Linked DNA regions of Homo sapiens: region 2 is linked to region 1. A link is a loop called in an ENCODE intact Hi-C map of the cell type or tissue named here. Cell type or tissue: heart left ventricle. All regions are shown on one strand. Links, peaks and the distances in the headings refer to the core of each region. The heading gives the core; the rest is flanking DNA. Region 1 overlaps AFAP1L1 (actin filament associated protein 1 like 1). Region 2 overlaps PCYOX1L (prenylcysteine oxidase 1 like).

What was found. Hi-C counts contacts between places; a loop is a spot of excess contacts. Peaks named below come from ENCODE experiments on the same cell type or tissue, not always from the same donor. Only the 100,000 strongest peaks of a DNase experiment are listed, where the experiment ranks them.
Region 2: it touches region 1 in a loop (4-fold over the local background); 69 of 110 quality-filtered maps call a loop at or near these places.

What each region holds. Positions count from the first base shown.
Region 1 is chr5:149,313,190-149,321,515 of GRCh38, forward strand. AFAP1L1 (actin filament associated protein 1 like 1) reads left to right here. Exons shown (of 19, transcript NM_152406.4): 10 at 2,632-2,725; 11 at 2,962-3,114; 12 at 4,540-4,751; 13 at 6,393-6,538; 14 at 7,202-7,274. Among named protein-coding and RNA genes, the nearest start is that of GRPEL2, 28 kb to the right of the region's middle. RefSeq lists enhancers at 4,028-4,582, 4,583-5,135. In heart left ventricle, for the core only: CTCF peaks have their summits at 1,694 and 4,181 (motif pointing right); DNase peaks (open chromatin) are centred at 6,525 and 7,812; H3K27ac peaks cover 3,163 bases.
Region 2 is chr5:149,366,312-149,374,637 of GRCh38, forward strand. PCYOX1L (prenylcysteine oxidase 1 like) reads left to right here. Exons shown (of 6, transcript NM_024028.4): 5 at 1,049-1,189; 6 at 1,682-3,342. The coding sequence ends at 2,343. It overlaps IL17B (interleukin 17B), which reads right to left. Exons shown (of 3, transcript NM_014443.3): 3 at 7,956-8,289. The coding sequence ends at 8,058. Among named protein-coding and RNA genes, the nearest start is that of IL17B, 8.8 kb to the right of the region's middle. RefSeq lists silencers at 1-289, 5,154-5,303 and enhancers at 543-1,407, 1,032-1,081, 1,172-1,251, 1,408-2,271. In heart left ventricle, for the core only: CTCF peaks have their summits at 1,334 (motif pointing right), 1,534, 5,239 (motif pointing left) and 5,439; a DNase peak (open chromatin) is centred at 5,270.

The DNA.
Region 1 (8,326 bases), core at 9-8,008:
GTTGGTCAGGCTGTTAGCAAATATGTCCCAGTACCTACACATTGCCAGGTATTGTGGGTAACAAAGGGCCTCAGACCCAAGTCCTCCCCTTAAGGAGATTACAGTCAAGGGGAAGGGTTAAGACCCACAGACATGGGCCTTGCACGATGTAATCGAGGCTAGTATTTATAGACTGTGACTGCATGCCCTGCAGTGTACTAAATGCTTTATGTGTATTAACTGAGGTGATTTTCATAACAACTCTTTGGGTAGGTACATTTTCAGAGGAGAAAGCTGAGACACAGATTTGCCCAAGGTCACATAGTAAATAAGAACCGTAGCCAGGATTTGAACCCAGACAGTCTAGTTCTTGATGACCATGCTGCCCCTCCTCTCAAGGCCAGGATCCTGAGCACCTGCTTGACACATATCCGGGGCACCCCAGGAACTGTGCTAGCCACTGAAATGCAGTCCAAACACAAACAGGTGCAAGCCCTGCCCTCACAGCATTTCCAGCTCAGTAAGAAGCAGACATGAATCAAATAGTCACACGGACTTATAAATGCCAAGCTGTGTAAGTGCTAGAAGGGAAAAGTACCAGGTACCCTGGGCCCCTGCCTCTGCCTCAGCACCCCAGGAAGGCTTCTCTGAGGAAGTGACATTTCAGATGAAGATGAAAAATTAGCAGGGAAGAGGAAGGAAAAGGCATTGTAAGCAGAGGGAAAAGGTGCAGGAGCAGGAAGAAGCATGGAACTGAAAACGGCCAGTATGGCTAAGCTCAGAGAGAAAGGAGAGCCCACCAGCCTATTAGAGTATCCCAGAAAGCTACAGTGAGTGGAACAGGGGCCCACGCTGGCTGGAGGGGCAAGAAGGATGAGGGAAGACGGGCACCTATGTTGAGCCTTAAGGCATAGGCAAGATTTCACTGAGGCAGAGGTGGGCCAAGGGGAGGGAACAGAAGCAAAGGTATGGGATGAGGCAGAGTCACCAGGAGTGGAAGATGGGTACTCATGTGCCCAGGTGGATGCAGGAGGAGAAGCTCAACCCTATCCTCACTTAGCCTTTGCCATTGGTGAGGCCGGAGGGAAAGCAGCGTTGACAGTGTCAGTGTGTGTGAGTGTGTGTGTGTGCACGCACTTGCCAGCACATGCTGAGGTGCAGTTTGAAAGATGTGTAGAGGGGAAGAAGAAGCAAGCTTGCAGAGTTGAGCTTTCCTGTGGCTGAGCATCCACAGGGAGGGTAACTAGAATGTTGGGGGTGGTATTTTGGGTGGAGAGTGAGGGTGAGGATGTGATATTGGTGGGTCTGTTCTCCATAGAATCATGTGATTGCAGTGTCACCATCGAGTTCTTTCCAAAGTGCTCATATTACCTCTTTGTATTTGCTCTATCTGATGAAAAACTTACCATCTGTACACCATTGCAGAACACATAGAGCCATAACTTCTGTTTCACCATTTGAAGAGGTGATTCTTTATTCTTGACAGTTCTGTCCCCTTTCTGACAGCTGTCATGTTTCCAGCCCTTTGGAAACTGAGAGGTGCACATGATCTCCTGTCCTCTCCGTCCCCCGGTGCTATGCTTATGGTGAAGCATAAGCTGAGCCTGGTTTGAGAGGATCTTGGCAGGAAAGGCTTTGGGGCCTCAGAGCTCTGTAATTCCACCTTCTTAAGTGGGTGGATGTCATTTAATCCTGGCCCAAGTGTGGCTGGCACAGTTCAGCTTCTTGAAGAAAGATGGCAGCACATCACACAGGTGTTAGAAATGATACAGTCCATGGGCCTTCACTTGAGCTGGCTCCGTCACAGCAGCCCTCTGAAGTGGGTGGAATTCAAGTGAAAAAACCCAGCCTTGGGGAGACAGAAGGACTTTCCCACATTCCCACAGCTAATAAGTGGTAAGAGAGTCATCATTGCTTCCACTCTACATCCCGTGGTACCTAATAGACACTTAATGGACCTTGTATGAATGAATCGATGAATGGTCTAGAGTTGGTGTCATGAGTAAAACTAATTTGGGCTGGCAATGAAATTGTTGACATGTTGTGTGTGGGTGTGTGGGTGTGTGTCCCCTTCCCATCCTCTCCTCCGAGTTAGGATCATAATGGACTCCTGCTGGTCACCAGGTCCCGCCATGACTGTTTTGAAAATGTCTGCCAGCTCATCTCTTTTTCTCCATCCTCACTGTCATCTTGGTTCATGCTCTTGTCGAGTCTCATCATGACCAGGATGACATTCTTTTAAGTGGCTCTTCTGCTTCCAGTCTTGTCTGCTTTTGTCTGTCCCCACAATGCCACTGGAAGTAACTTCCTAAACCAATTTGGATTACATGAGTGTTCCACTTAAATACTTTCCCAGCTCCCTGTCACCTGCCAAATACAGTCCAAATTCCTAAGACATTCATTTCAAAGTGTTATAATTAATTGCCTCCCTCCCCAAATGGACTGTGAATTGCCCAAAGACACAACCATATCTAAGTCATGGTTGTCTTTTCAATACCTGGTATGGTATGAGGCACAGGATAGTTGCTGACAAACATTTGTTAGCTAATTATCATGTGCTGGGGGAGTTGGAGGGAGATTGAACCAATAAAGGGAAATTTGGGTACTTCTGAATGTGCCCTCTGATGAGGGACTGCCTGTGTCCCTCCTCAGAGGCTGTCCCAAGAGAAGCAGACCTCAGATTCTGACAGCGTGGGTGTGGGTGACAACTGTTCTACCCTTGGCCGCCGGGAGACCTGTGATCACGGTAGGAGCCTCTGGGGGCTCAGGCTGGGGAATGCTGGAACTGGGCCGGGCCTTGCCCATGGGCACACAGCGGCAGAGCAGGTTCTGACCATTCTGTAGACCTGGGTAAGGTGACCTGGCCTGCCATCCCTGGAGCTGCAGGCCCATCCTGTATGCAGGCTGAAAAGGCCACAAGGAAGACTAAGGATGGGTGGGACTCAGGGCTCCCTCCACTCCCCTGACCCATTTCCCCAACAGGCAAAGGGAAGAAGAGCAGCCTGGCAGAACTGAAGGGCTCAATGAGCAGGGCTGCGGGCCGCAAGATCACCCGTATCATTGGCTTCTCCAAGAAGAAGACACTGGCCGATGACCTGCAGACGTCCTCCACCGAGGAGGAGGTTCCCTGCTGTGGTGGGTCCAGGGCACGGGGAGGAAGGGTGCTCAGGTCCTGTGTGCGCGGGCTTTGGGGGCTGAGGCCAGGAGACCTCATGCCTCGTCCACCTCACCCCCAGGGCAGGGGAGGGAATCCAAGCCTACTGGGAGGCTAAGCCCCACTCCATTAACACTCTAGGCCTTCCCATCACTTTCCTTCCCAGAGGCCCTGACACTCAACGAAAGGAAAAGCCAGCTGACCACTGTATTTCTATGCTCCCTGTGACCGTAGCCCAAATCACTGCCCATCCCTGGGCCTCAGTTTCTCAGTTTCCTCCACGATAACAAGACAGGGGTATCTTATTTTCCAGCATAGAACGTGCCAGGTTTATAAGTAACAACCCATATTATAGGGAAATTTATTGGAGAAAAATATTTAGGTACTTTTTATTAAAAATGCATTCAATGTGAATTAAAGGTGATTTGAAGGTGAAAACATTATTTTGCTCATGTAAATGTAGCGTTCCATGTACTGGAATCCAGTTTTTAAAAATCGTATATTTTGGATATGCAGTAATATTCTAACCCTGAAAAAAATATTATAAAAGTACATGGCAAGGCCAGGCACAGAGGCTCACCTCTGTAATCCCAGCACTTTGGGAGGCTGAGGAGGGAGGATCACTTGAGCCCTGGAGTTTGAGTCCAGCCTGGGTAACATGGTGAAACTCTGTCTCTACCAAAAATACAAAAATTAGCCAGGCATGGTGGTGTATGCCTGTAATCCCAGCTACTTGGGAGGCTGAGGTGGGAGGAACACTTGAGCCCAGGAGGTTGAGGCTGCAGTGAGCCGTGATAGAGACACTGTATTCCAGCCTGGCTGACAGAGGGAGACCCAGTCTCAAAAAATAAATACATAAATAAATATATGGCTACAAAGAAATATTTTGTAATTAGTGAATCAGAGTGCGTTATGGTAAAAATAGGCAAATTTAAATCTAAAACATTAAGAGGGAATTCTAAACCTGTGGGTCATTAGCTACACAGCAGCTGTGCCTTGGTCAATTTTAAGATTATGTGGGTGAGACATTTTTGTTCCCACATGCTGCCACTGGGTGTCAGCATCATCCATTCTTTTCCATCTTTCAGTAACAGTTTTGATTTGGGGAGAAAAGGCAAAAGAGTTGTGTTTTTTATACACCATATGCAGTAGTTCCTGCCCTTTTCATCAAGGTTGGTGTGGCCCAAAGGCTGTGCAGAGATGTAGGAATGCCATTATCAGTCCATGTTTCACAGCTAAGAAACAAACTCAGAGAAATGCACACCCAAGGTCACCCTGAGGTCACAGGGGAAAGAGAGCTGACCAGGACCCCGAGGCCTTCTTTCCAGCAGACACATGGAGCCGCCTTGCGTCCCCATGCTGTCCCAGGGCAGGCTATGGGAACCTCACACCATTGTCTCCTCCAGGCTACCTGAACGTGCTGGTGAACCAGGGCTGGAAGGAACGCTGGTGCCGCCTGAAGTGCAACACTCTGTATTTCCACAAGGATCACATGGACCTGCGAACCCATGTGAACGCCATCGCCCTGCAAGGCTGTGAGGTGGCCCCGGGCTTTGGGCCCCGACACCCATTTGCCTTCAGGATCCTGCGCAACCGGCAGGAGGTGGCCATCTTGGAGGTGAGAGGAGAGGGTGGGACGTGGGTGGCTCTTGGTCTGGGGACTCTGGCCTGAGTGTCATGTTTTTGTTTGGGGGAGCCCTTGCTACTGACACCATGGGGACTGAAGGGGAAGGAAAGCAAGCCTCACTCCTGTCAGGTGACCCAAGTAGATTATAAGACAACACACAGGACACCCACTTAATTTGAATTTCAGGTAAGCCACGAACATTACCTGAAATGTTTTCATAATAAAATAGGCATGTCCCACGCAACATTGGAGCTTTATTGATACTAAAATATTATTCATTGTTCATCTGACATTCAAATTAAACAAAACATTCTGTATTTTTATTCACTAAATCTGGCAGCCCCAGAACCAAGGTTTGTTTTTTCTCCCTTACCTTAAAATCCCAAGCCTGAAAGGCATTTAGTCTGGTCTAACCATTCAGATTCTGGAATCCCCTCTAAGACTTTTCACCAGTACCCTCCTCTGGTGGAGGAGAAGGTCCACTGCCCCTCCCATTGAGCAATTCAAATTTTAGAAAGATTTTCCCCATACTGAGTTGAAATCTTTAAGCTCCAGGAAGGCAATAATTAGGCCTATTCTGCATACTTTTGTTTTTCCAGAACTCAGCATGATGTCCAGCACTAGAATACTATGGGCTCTAGAAATATTTGTTGAACAAATGAGTGAATGAAGTGTGATTTCATTTCACCGATTCACTGTCCTTCTTACTCACGGGCACTAGCCTCCTCTCTGAGGTCATGCAGAATACGTGGACTCTCTCTTCCACATGGCAACCCTTTGGCAATTTAGAATTTAAAATGTTAACACTACAGGAAAACAGAAAACTACCTTCTGCCATTACAGATAAGGAAACTGAGGCCAGGGCAGCCACATGCTTTATCCAGGGGTCCACAGAGGGCCAGTGGTCTCTTAGTCTTGTCCTAGAATCTGACCTCTTGGTCTTGTTTTCTGCCCAAGACCCCCTGCCTCTCTCAGTTCTTAAATTTCAAAAAATATCGCCTCCGTAACTCACTTTTATTTTTGGTAGTTTGAGATAGGTCTCTTATTTATCTTATACACGAAGGTTTCTGGCAAAAAGTGTGCTTTATGTATTCAAGTTTAGCATTTGTGTGCTAATTTAATTTTATAAGATGCTCTTTAAATGAGAATTAACATAAGTCCGTGTTTAGCTGACTGGCAACTTCTTGGAGATTTTCCTATACACAGTATTGTACTTATTTGGCAACTATAACACAAGAAACTATTTTGATTAAGTTATATGAGAAATGGCCTCTTCTAATAAAAAGTAAATATTTTTTAAAAAATTCAGAGAACACCCAAATGTTGGTTTTATATTCTAATGGTTGGGGAAGGCTCTGAGAATGGAAAGTGAGGGCAGGGAGGCCTCTGTCTTAGAGAGGTCATCAGGGAGGGCCTCCCTGAGGAGGTGACATTTGATTGGAAACCTGAATAGATGGAAGAAGGGAGCCTCTTGGATTTCTGGATGTGTGCTATAATCTTATTCCTCTTTGACCCGAGTATCGGGTACGTAGTCAGTACTTACAAATATTTCTGGGTTTGGCTGAAGTCAACAGGTCTCCAGGAGCCCTGACAGTAGGAAAATGAACTCCATCTTTGCCTCCTGTCCTTCAGGCAAGCTGTTCAGAGGACATGGGTCGCTGGCTCGGGCTGCTGCTGGTGGAGATGGGCTCCAGAGTCACTCCGGAGGCGCTGCACTATGACTACGTGGATGTGGAGACCTTAACCAGCATCGTCAGTGCTGGGCGCAACTCCTTCCTGTAAGTGTCAGCTGCACTGGCCACACCTGCCCAGGACCTTTCCTGTCTCCATCCCTCTCAGAGGCTGAGTCCAGCCCTGGGCACTGGGAGGGAAGGGAGGAGCTAAGGAAAGCTCCGCTTCCTTGGTAAGCTGGAATGAGTGTCTTCCTCTTCCAGCAAAGAGTGGGGAGCTGGCTGAAGGAAGTAGCCCAGAGTCAGAGGCAAGCTGTGGATGGAAGGAGCAAAAGTAGAGAAGCCTTGGAGTAGTGGCCTGGGCTCTGCCCTCATGTCATGGGACTTTAAGCTTTCACACACTGGAGCATGGGCACGTGGCTAGTATATGGCATTTGGTACTAGAAGAGCCAAGTTCGAGTCCCAGCTCAGTCACCACCAGCAGTGGAAGCTTGCACTGGTTGCTTGCCATCTCGGATCTCTGTTTTCTGACTCATAGAATGGTGGTGATGAATTACCTGCCTTGCAGGTTGTTATGAGAATCACATTGGTCCTGTCTGTGACGCCCTAACACAGCCCATGACACAATGCTGCCTGCCATCTTGCTTTTACCAATCTTCTGATCTGCCTTAAGAGTTTCTGCCAGAATCAATGAGAGTGAGGACACGAAAGCACTGTAAGCTGCAAAGCATCATTGTCATTGTCATTGTCATCGTACATTTTATTTTCTAGATATGCAAGATCCTGCCAGAATCAGTGGCCTGAGCCCCGAGTCTATGATGATGTTCCTTATGAAAAGATGCAGGTACAGTCCCTTGGGGCTGCCCAGGAATGTGGCAAAGGCCACTTATTAGCTCTCCCTCTTTCTGCTCCCTTTACCTTCTGCCTCAGAAAGATCATTTTCATTTAAGCAGCAGTAGCTAGAAGGGGAGCCCCTTCTTATCATAGAGCATGGCTCAGGATGAGGAATCCCTGGCACAGGAGGCTGGGTGGTGTGGTGGAAAGAGACCCAGGTTGGGAGGAAGAAAGGGCTGTGCAGACTCCCAAACACTACCAAAAGGTGAGGCATCGTCTCCGGTTTGAGCAAGTTGCTGGGGCCCTCCTCCTGTTTACCACTCTGTGAACTTATCCTGCTGATTCCGTGGTGTCTGGGGCAGGTCCTGACTCTGGGACCACCCCGCAAGCCTTCACCTGGTGACTTTGTGATCTGGGAGCTTCAGCTCCCAGGCCAGTCTCCATGTTTTGCTTGCTAAGCCAGGGAGATACCAGCTTACTGATTTACAGTGAGGCCTGTGTAGCCATCACATGACCTGGAATGCTCCTGGCAGCATGCCCTGTGCTGTCTCCTCCCTCAGAAAGCAAGAGGAGAGCCACATTCCAATCAGACGCTGGTGGGTGGGTCAGGCCTCACAGTTAGCAGGAGAGAGAGGCAATTAAGCTGCCGAGGACAACAGATGTGTCTGCAGACAGGACCTCTGTCTTGGACAGTGCTGCATGACACACTGAGTTTTCACCTCTAGGACTCTCTTTTCTAGAAATTTGTCCAGTCATCCTTCTGTTCATATGGTCTTTCTTCAGACTCAGATAAACCTGTGGATGCAGCTTGAGGTTTTTCTCAGTTGCAGAGTTTAGTGGCAAGACAGCTTAGCACTTAAGGATGTGAAGTTTGAGTCAGACTCAGGGCTGCTGGTCTTCACTTCCTGACTCCAAAAGGATATGATAAAACCTACCTTCTTGGATAACTGCAAGAATTAAATAATACTTTATGTAAAAAAGTTTAGGCGGGGTCTGGGTGCCGTGGCTCATGCCTATAATCCCAGTACTTTGGGAGGCTGAGGTGGGTGGATCACTTGAGGC
Region 2 (8,326 bases), core at 327-8,326, 53 kb after region 1:
AGTTGGCAGGAGATAGTATCACCCCACTTCACAGACAGTGAAAGCAAGGCTCAGATCACAGGTCCAGTGTGTTTCTACCACTCCCAATTGCTTCATAATCCCTTGCATGTGTGTAAATGTTAGAGCTGAGATAATGCTCTGCTCTCTACACTTTGGTTTCAAGAACTGCCCTGTTGAGGCCTTTGAGCCACTGTGAGAGCACCTCCTCTTCCCAGCTCTTCACGGGAGTGGCTGGGCCTGTGTGTAGCTCACTGTCTGCTAGCACAGACCACAGGAGTGGAGAATGTAGGCTTCACAAGAGCAGGAATCCTTGTCTATTGTTCCCTGATACATTGCAAACACAGAACAGTGCCTAAGTCATACTAGGCACTGGGTATATTTTTGTTAAATAAATGAATGCAAAGGTTTACAATAACAAGCACCTCCCTCGTACCCTCGATACTGTTCATCTGGCTCTGCACATGCTGGCTCCTTCGCAGCCTTCAGGCCCTGCCTCAGTGTCCCCTCAGTGTTCCTTGCTCACTCTTTCAGTATCTTGTGTGTCTCCTTCATAGCATTTTTGTGTAGAGATATATAGAATTCACATACCATATAATTCGCCCATTTAAATTGCACAATTCAGTGGTTTTTAGCACATTCGGAGTTCTAAAACCATCACCACAATCAATTTTAGGACATTTTTATCACCCCAGAAAGAAACCCCCTTGCCCTTTAGCCCTCACCTCCCCAACACCCCCCGGCCTCCCAGCCCTGGGCAGCTACAGATCTGCTTTCTGTTTCTGTGGATTTGCCTAGTCTGGGCATTCTGCATAAATAGACCTCACAATATGTGGTCTCTGGGAGCTGGCTCTTTCGTTGAGCACAGTGTCTTCCCCCCATAGCATTGTGCACTTTGTTGTACTTACTTGTATGTTTGCCATCTCCCCATGCCCATGGTTGGGAGAGTTTTGCTCTGGCAGGGAGGCCCAGTCGAATAGTACTGGACTCCCCAGCCCTCCTGCCCCACGGCCCTGACAACCTATCAGCACCCACTTCCCGCTTTGCCCAGGAGCCATGTCACTAGCCGGGGCCCAAGGCAGCCTGTGGTCTGTGGAAGGAGGCAATAAGCTGGTTTGTTCCGGTTTGCTGAAGCTCACCAAGGCCAATGTGATCCATGCCACAGTGACCTCTGTGACCCTGCACAGCACAGGTGAGTAGACAGGGCGGGAGTGGGCAGGCATGCCATTCCCAGCCAGTGGACAGACACTTCTGCCTCCTTTGTACCTCAGCCCTGGTCTGTGATCCCCCTGGGGAGTATTTCCGAAAAAGCATTGAGAAGCCCCAACCCTGCCAGGTGACACTAGAGGGTGCTGTTTCCCCAATTCAGATGTCAGCCAGAAAGCTGAGACTTCCATCGACCCAGCCTTTTTCTGTTGACCGATGAGGACTTTGAATGACATCCTTGCCCACGCTCCCCCAACTGGCCAGCGGCGGAAGCAGAGCAGAAACTGAGTCTCCTGACTCCATGCCCCTTGCTTCTTCTGCAGCCGCATCAGCATGGAGAGGCCAGGACCCACCATTTAGACAGCCCTGCTGCACCCTGAGCACCAGGGTCTCGTTGTACCTCAATGCTGGACCCCAGTAGGGAGTTCAGTGGGTAGAAGCCAAGGGAAAGTTGACTTTTGTGCTCTTTTCTTTCCAGAGGGGAAAGCCCTGTACCAGGTGGCGTATGAGAATGAGGTAGGCAACAGCTCTGACTTCTATGACATCGTGGTCATCGCCACCCCCCTGCACCTGGACAACAGCAGCAGCAACTTAACCTTTGCAGGCTTCCACCCGCCCATTGATGACGTGCAGGGCTCTTTCCAGCCCACCGTCGTCTCCTTGGTCCACGGCTACCTCAACTCGTCCTACTTCGGTTTCCCAGACCCTAAGCTTTTCCCCTTTGCCAACATCCTTACCACAGATTTCCCCAGCTTCTTCTGCACTCTGGACAACATCTGCCCTGTCAACATCTCTGCCAGCTTCCGGCGAAAGCAGCCCCAGGAGGCAGCTGTTTGGCGAGTCCAGTCCCCCAAGCCCCTCTTTCGGACCCAGCTAAAGACCCTGTTCCGTTCCTATTACTCAGTGCAGACAGCTGAGTGGCAGGCCCATCCCCTCTATGGCTCCCGCCCCACGCTCCCGAGGTTTGCACTCCATGACCAGCTCTTCTACCTCAATGCCCTGGAGTGGGCGGCCAGCTCCGTGGAGGTGATGGCCGTGGCTGCCAAGAATGTGGCCTTGCTGGCTTACAACCGCTGGTACCAGGACCTAGACAAGATTGATCAAAAAGATTTGATGCACAAGGTCAAGACTGAACTGTGAGGGCTCTAGGGAGAGCCTGGGAACTTTCATCCCCCACTGAAGATGGATCATCCCACAGCAGCCCAGGACTGAATAAGCCATGCTCGCCCACCAGGCTTCTTTCTGACCCCTCATGTATCAAGCATCTCCAGGTGACCTACTGTCTGCCTATATTAAGGGTCCACACGGCGGCTGCTGCTTTTTTTTAAGGGGGAAAGTAAGAAAAGAGAAGGAAATCCAAGCCAGTATATTTGTTTTATTTATTTTTTTTAAGAAGAAAAAAGTTCATCTTCACAAGGTGCTTCAGACTTGGTTTCTTAGCTAGAAACCAGAAGACTACGGGAGGGAATATAAGGCAGAGAACTATGAGTCTTATTTTATTACTGTTTTTCACTACCTACTCCCACAATGGACAATCAATTGAGGCAACCTACAAGAAAACATTTACAACCAGATGGTTACAAATAAAGTAGAAGGGAAGATCAGAAAACCTAAGAAATGATCATAGCTCCTGGTTACTGTGGACTTGATGGATTTGAAGTACCTAGTTCAGAACTCCCTAGTCACCATCTCCAAGCCTGTCAACATCACTGCATATTGGAGGAGATGACTGTGGTAGGACCCAAGGAAGAGATGTGTGCCTGAATAGTCGTCACCATATCTCCAAGCTTCCTGGCAACCAGTGGGAAAAGAAACATGCGAGGCTGTAGGAAGAGGGAAGCTCTTCCTTGGCACCTAGAGGAATTAGCCATTCTCTTCCTTATGCAAAGATTGAGGAATGCAACAATATAAAGAAGAGAAGTCCCCAGATGGTAGAGAGCAGTCATATCTTACCCCTAGATGTTCATCCCAGCAGAAGAAAGAAGAAGGTGTTGGGGTAGGATTCTTCAGAGGTTAGCCTGGTACTTTCTCATCAGACACTAGCTTGAAGTAAGAGGAGAATTATGCTTTTCTTTGCTTTTTCTACAAACCCTTAAAAATCACTTGTTTTAAAAAGAAAGTAAAAGCCCTTTTCATTCCTTTTGGACCTGTTCTTTTCTGTAATGGAAGAACTAAGTCTTAGGTTCCCGGGGACCAACCACTACATTAGTATCTTCTGGGGAAGGGGAGGGAGCCTTGAGAAAGATGCAGATGCCGAAGCCCTACCAGCCTTGCTAAATCAGGCTTTAGGGAAAGGGCCTGGGTGCCCAGAGTAACAACACTGCCAAATGCATGGGCAAAATACCCTTCCAGTTGGTGGAGGCCCAAACTGGCTCTGAGGTGGTTTTTACTGTGCCAGGGTGATGGTAATGGCAGTGAAAGAAAGTACAAGTAGCATGCACTTATAGATAACTATAGAAATTATGAAACTGACACATCAGTAAGAAGGCTTTTTTTTTTTTTTTTAAGAGTTTCATTCTTGTTGCCCAGGCCATAGTGCAATGGTATGATCTTGGCTCACTGCAGTCTTCGCCTCCTGGGTTCAAGCAATTCTTGTGCCTCAGCCTCCCAAGTAGCCGGGATTACAGGCACCTGCCACCATGCCTGGCTAGTTTTTTGTATTTTTTGTAGAGATGGGGTTTCGCCATGTTGGCTGGGCTGGTCTCAAACTCCTAGCCCAGGTGGTCCACCCGCCTTGGCCTCCCAAAGTGCTGGGATTATAGATGTGAGCCACCGCCCCCAGCCAAGTAAGAAGGCTTTTGATGAAGTGGTAGGAAACCAAATTCAAATTGACTTAAGCAATAAAAAGTTTTTATTAGTTATCATGGCTTTAAAGTCCAGGCATAGAGCACTGTGCAGTCTTACAGTTCCATGATTTCTCTCATAGTCAAAGATGGCTGCCAACAGCTCCCAGGAAGAGAAGGTCTTCTCTCATAAGCACTGAACCAAATTTTGGACTCTGGGCCAGTTGGACCACCCCTGAACCAATTCCTGTGGTCAAGGGAATGCCACATGCTGATTGGCTTGGGATTCAGATACGAGACTAGTAACCATGATGCAGGCAGGGAGGGTGTGAGATTAAGCTGATTGGCTTAAAGCAGTCAGGTCCTATCCCTGGAGCAGAAGTGGCCTCATCCAGACTTCAAGGTCAAAGGGGGAAAGGGTATTGGAGAGAGAGCCACAATGTCAGCCACATGCAAATGGGGCTCTCAAGTCCAGTGAACTCGAAGTGTGTAATGGCATCTTTTCATGGTCTGTTTGAAATGAAGATGGCATGCGCTGTCATGGTGTAATTAATAATTGGTATTGGCCCAGCACTGGACAATACAAAACTTATCCCTGATAACCACCCCTCCCTTGCATCCCTACAGAGAATTTGTGCACAGAAGACACAAACCAAGGCAGTTACATTTGATCCTCAGTCCTTGTCTGGGCTTTGGCTCCATGCCCAAGCATGACTGCATTGGAACTGGCTATGTCCTTCAGAAACCTTCTTTACCTGGGTAGGCCCAAACAGCTCAGAACTAAAGCCAGCCAAAATGCCCACAATCCCTGCCTCCCCAAGCCCAAACCTGATTCCTTGGAGGCAGGGAGGAAAGGACAGATTCCAGAAATAAGAACCAACAGGACGCCTTTGCCCCAGGGCTCACCCCAACCTTCTCAGGCCTGGACAGAAGCCCCCAGCAGTTCACGGAGCCCTGGAAGAAGAGAGCATTTGCAAAGACAGCCAAACAAAACAGGTAAAGGGCCACACATCCTCAGTCCTGGATGCAGTGTAGTAGACGTTTAATACCCTTCATGGGAACTCTGCCTCCTGGAGCAGGTGACCCAAGCAAAATTTCAGGACTTTGGGGGATAAGGGGCAGCTGTAGAGGGTAGAATGGAGGTGGGTGATTGGCAGTGGGGGACCCGGGAGGTTGATAAGGAATTCTTTGTTCTGACCCACCTATGAAGGCATAATAGAGGGAGGCAGGAGGCAGATCTTGGGCTCCCCCTAGAGGCGTCTGTGCACTCATTCACCAAACACGGCGCCCCTATCCGCTCTGGACACTGCCAGGTGCTGGAGGTGCAGTGCTGAGCAAGGGATGAGGCCCCTGTCCCACGGAGTGCAAGCTTCTCGCTAGAGGAGGCAAACATGAAACACACTTAGACTCAGACCAAAGGAAGTTCCAGGGTGCTGTGTAGAGCCAGCTCTCCAAAGGACCTGAGCTCCCTGCTGCTGCCTTTAAACTGGGAGCCTGGGAAGAGCCAGCTGGGACTCGGAGCTACGCCAGTGGTCAGCCCAGCCACCAAGGCCAAGCTTCTAAGTCACAGAATGGTAAGCCTGGAAAAGACCCTAGAGGCCCCCAAATCCCATTTGTTCGTTTCACGGATGAGGAATCTAAAGCCCAAAAAGAGGAGAAGGCATCATCCGTATGAGACTAGCTGGTGTTTATGGAGCATCTGGGGGCTCCTGATGCTTGGGTAGAAGTAAGACACCCCCCTCCTACCACAATGAGGGGTTTCCCCACCAGCCCCTATGCCCCAGAGCACCTAGGGTCTCCCAGGACTACAAGCAACCCTCTTGCAGCTCAATTCTTCCCACACCCTCACCCCACAGAAAAGGCTTGGAAGCTGTGGGCCCTTCATGTGGGGCTGAAGTCTTAAGACCTGGAGAGCAGCCCCAAGGGTGGAGAAGCGGCTGCTGAAGGGATCAGCATGCGCTGGCACAGGAAGTCTGTTTTCCATGTGTCTGGAACCCAGCCGAAGCTTCCTGGGGTAATTTTAACCAGTATCCACTCTAGAACAATACCAAAAAAGGTAAGTTACTTACCATCCCAGGCAGGCACATACCTAATCACTGGCCTTTCATGAATTAGACCCTTAAGACATTCAGAGCTAAAGCTGCTTTAAGCACTAAAGTCAGAGCAGCCAAGCCACATATTCCTGTCCTGGGCGGTTGGCCCTTTTATTAAAGTTAACTCTAAAGTGCTAGCTATTCTTACCCTCAGAATATAGTCTTAGCCCCTCAGCTGTCTTGTGGGAGGGAAGGTATTTTTAGACCCTAGAACAGCTGATTTGGGATTTGCTGCAGGGGTTAGAGGGCCCAGGGGGAGGATTGAATTGCTAGGGGACAAAATGGGAAGTGGGGAGTTGCATCCAGGGGACTCTTGCATCAAGAGTCAGCATGGGCTTTAGGATATATTAGTCCACACTGCTGTTTTTGGCTTTTTTTTTTTTTTTTTTTTTTTGACAGTCTCACTCTGTCACCCAGGGTGGAGTGCAGTGGCACAGTCATGGCTAACTGCAGCCTTAACCTCCCTAGGCTCAAGTGATCCTTCCACCTCAGCCTCTCTAACACCTGGGATTACAGGCGCATGCCACCATGCTGGGCTATTTTTTGTATTTTGTTTGTAGAGATGAGGTTTTGCCATGTTTCTCAGCCTGGTCTCAAATTCCTGAGGCTCAAGAAATCCGCCTGCCTCAGCTTCCCGAAGTGCTGGTGTTATAGGAGTAAGCCAACACACTGCCATTTTTGATCAACAAAGTATCTTAATATAAGCCAGTGGTTCTCAAAGTGCAGAGCCCAGACCAGCAGCACCAGCATCACCTGGGAACAACTGTTTATATATTAGAAATGCAAGAAAAACACTGCAAAAAAATGCAAAGTATCAGCCTCCACCTGAATCAGAACCTCTAGATGTGGGGCCCCGCAAGCTGTTTTAACAATCCCTCCAGGAGATTCTGATGCTCACTAAAGTTTGAGAATCACTGATATCAGCAAACCATCTAATAAGATCCCCTTTTGGACAGGGCTGGAAGAAAGAATGATCTACATTGACACTTCTCAACTTACGAGTGTCTGTTCAAAACCAGGAATCCTCAGCTCAGAAAAAGTGCATACATAAAAATTTCAGGGATGCACTATCTCTGATGCACCTGCTCTTTGGCAACCTGGAGGCCTTTCTTTGGGTCTAAGTCTGATCTGCAGAGAATCTCAGAGCTGAAAAAGACTTTTTAGATCATCTACTCCAACCAGAGCAGGGGTCTGCTCCATAATACCTTTGAGAAGCCTGGCTTTAAGTTAACACTTTCAGAGATGGGGAGCTCCCCGCCTCAAAAGAGCTTGTTTCCAGTGACCCTTAAGTGGGTAGAGTTAACTCTTGTTAACTCCTATATTGGTTTATAGCAACCAAGCTACATTAACATGGCTGAAATATAGACTTATAAACCCAGATTAAAGGAAACACATGGGCCGGGTGTGGTGGCTCACACCTGTAATCCCAACACTTTGGGAGGCCGAGGTGGGCAGAAGTCTGATCTGCAGAGAGGCCCAGGAGTTGAAGATCAGCCTGGGCAACATGGTGAAACCCCATATCTACAAAAAATACAAAAATTAGCTTGGTGTAGTGGCACACACCTGTAATCCCAGCTACTTGAGTGGCTAAGGTGCGAGTATCACTTGAGCCTGGGGAGGCTGATGCTGCAGTAAGCTGTGACTGGGCCACTTCCACCCTGGGCGACAGAGTGAGACCCTGTCTCAAATAAAGGAAACACATGATGGCCCTAGGTGGTAGAGGTGAACACATTATTTTCTAATAGGCCACCTCAGTATTGGAGAACTCAGAGTGATGAAAAATCCTCCTTTATATTAATCTGAAATCTACCTCCCAGGAACCTCCTACCCTGACCCTGGTTTTGACTTCGAAGCCACAAAAAGCAAACCCAAAGTCTTGCTTTCAAAAGTCAGTGTTTACTTTTCATAGGCCTTTCTTGGCACAAAGGTGCAAGGAGGATGGTCTCGGGCTGCTGGCCTGGCTTCTGGGCCAGGTGATTCAGAAGATGCAGGTGCAGCCCACAGCGATGGTCTCCATGACTGCGCGCTGGCGGCAAGGCCCTGTGCGGGGCGGTGGCGGGCAGAGGCGGCGGCGCACAGGAACCTGGCTGAACACCGGCACGCTCACCATGCTGCGGTCCTCCTGCATGGTGAAGGGGTTCACACAGCCCAGACACAGGCACCGTGCCTCCGGCAGGTCCACGGGGATACGGCTGGGGTCGTGGTTGATGCTGCAGGGAGCAGAAGAAAGAGCAGAGCGGAAGGTGA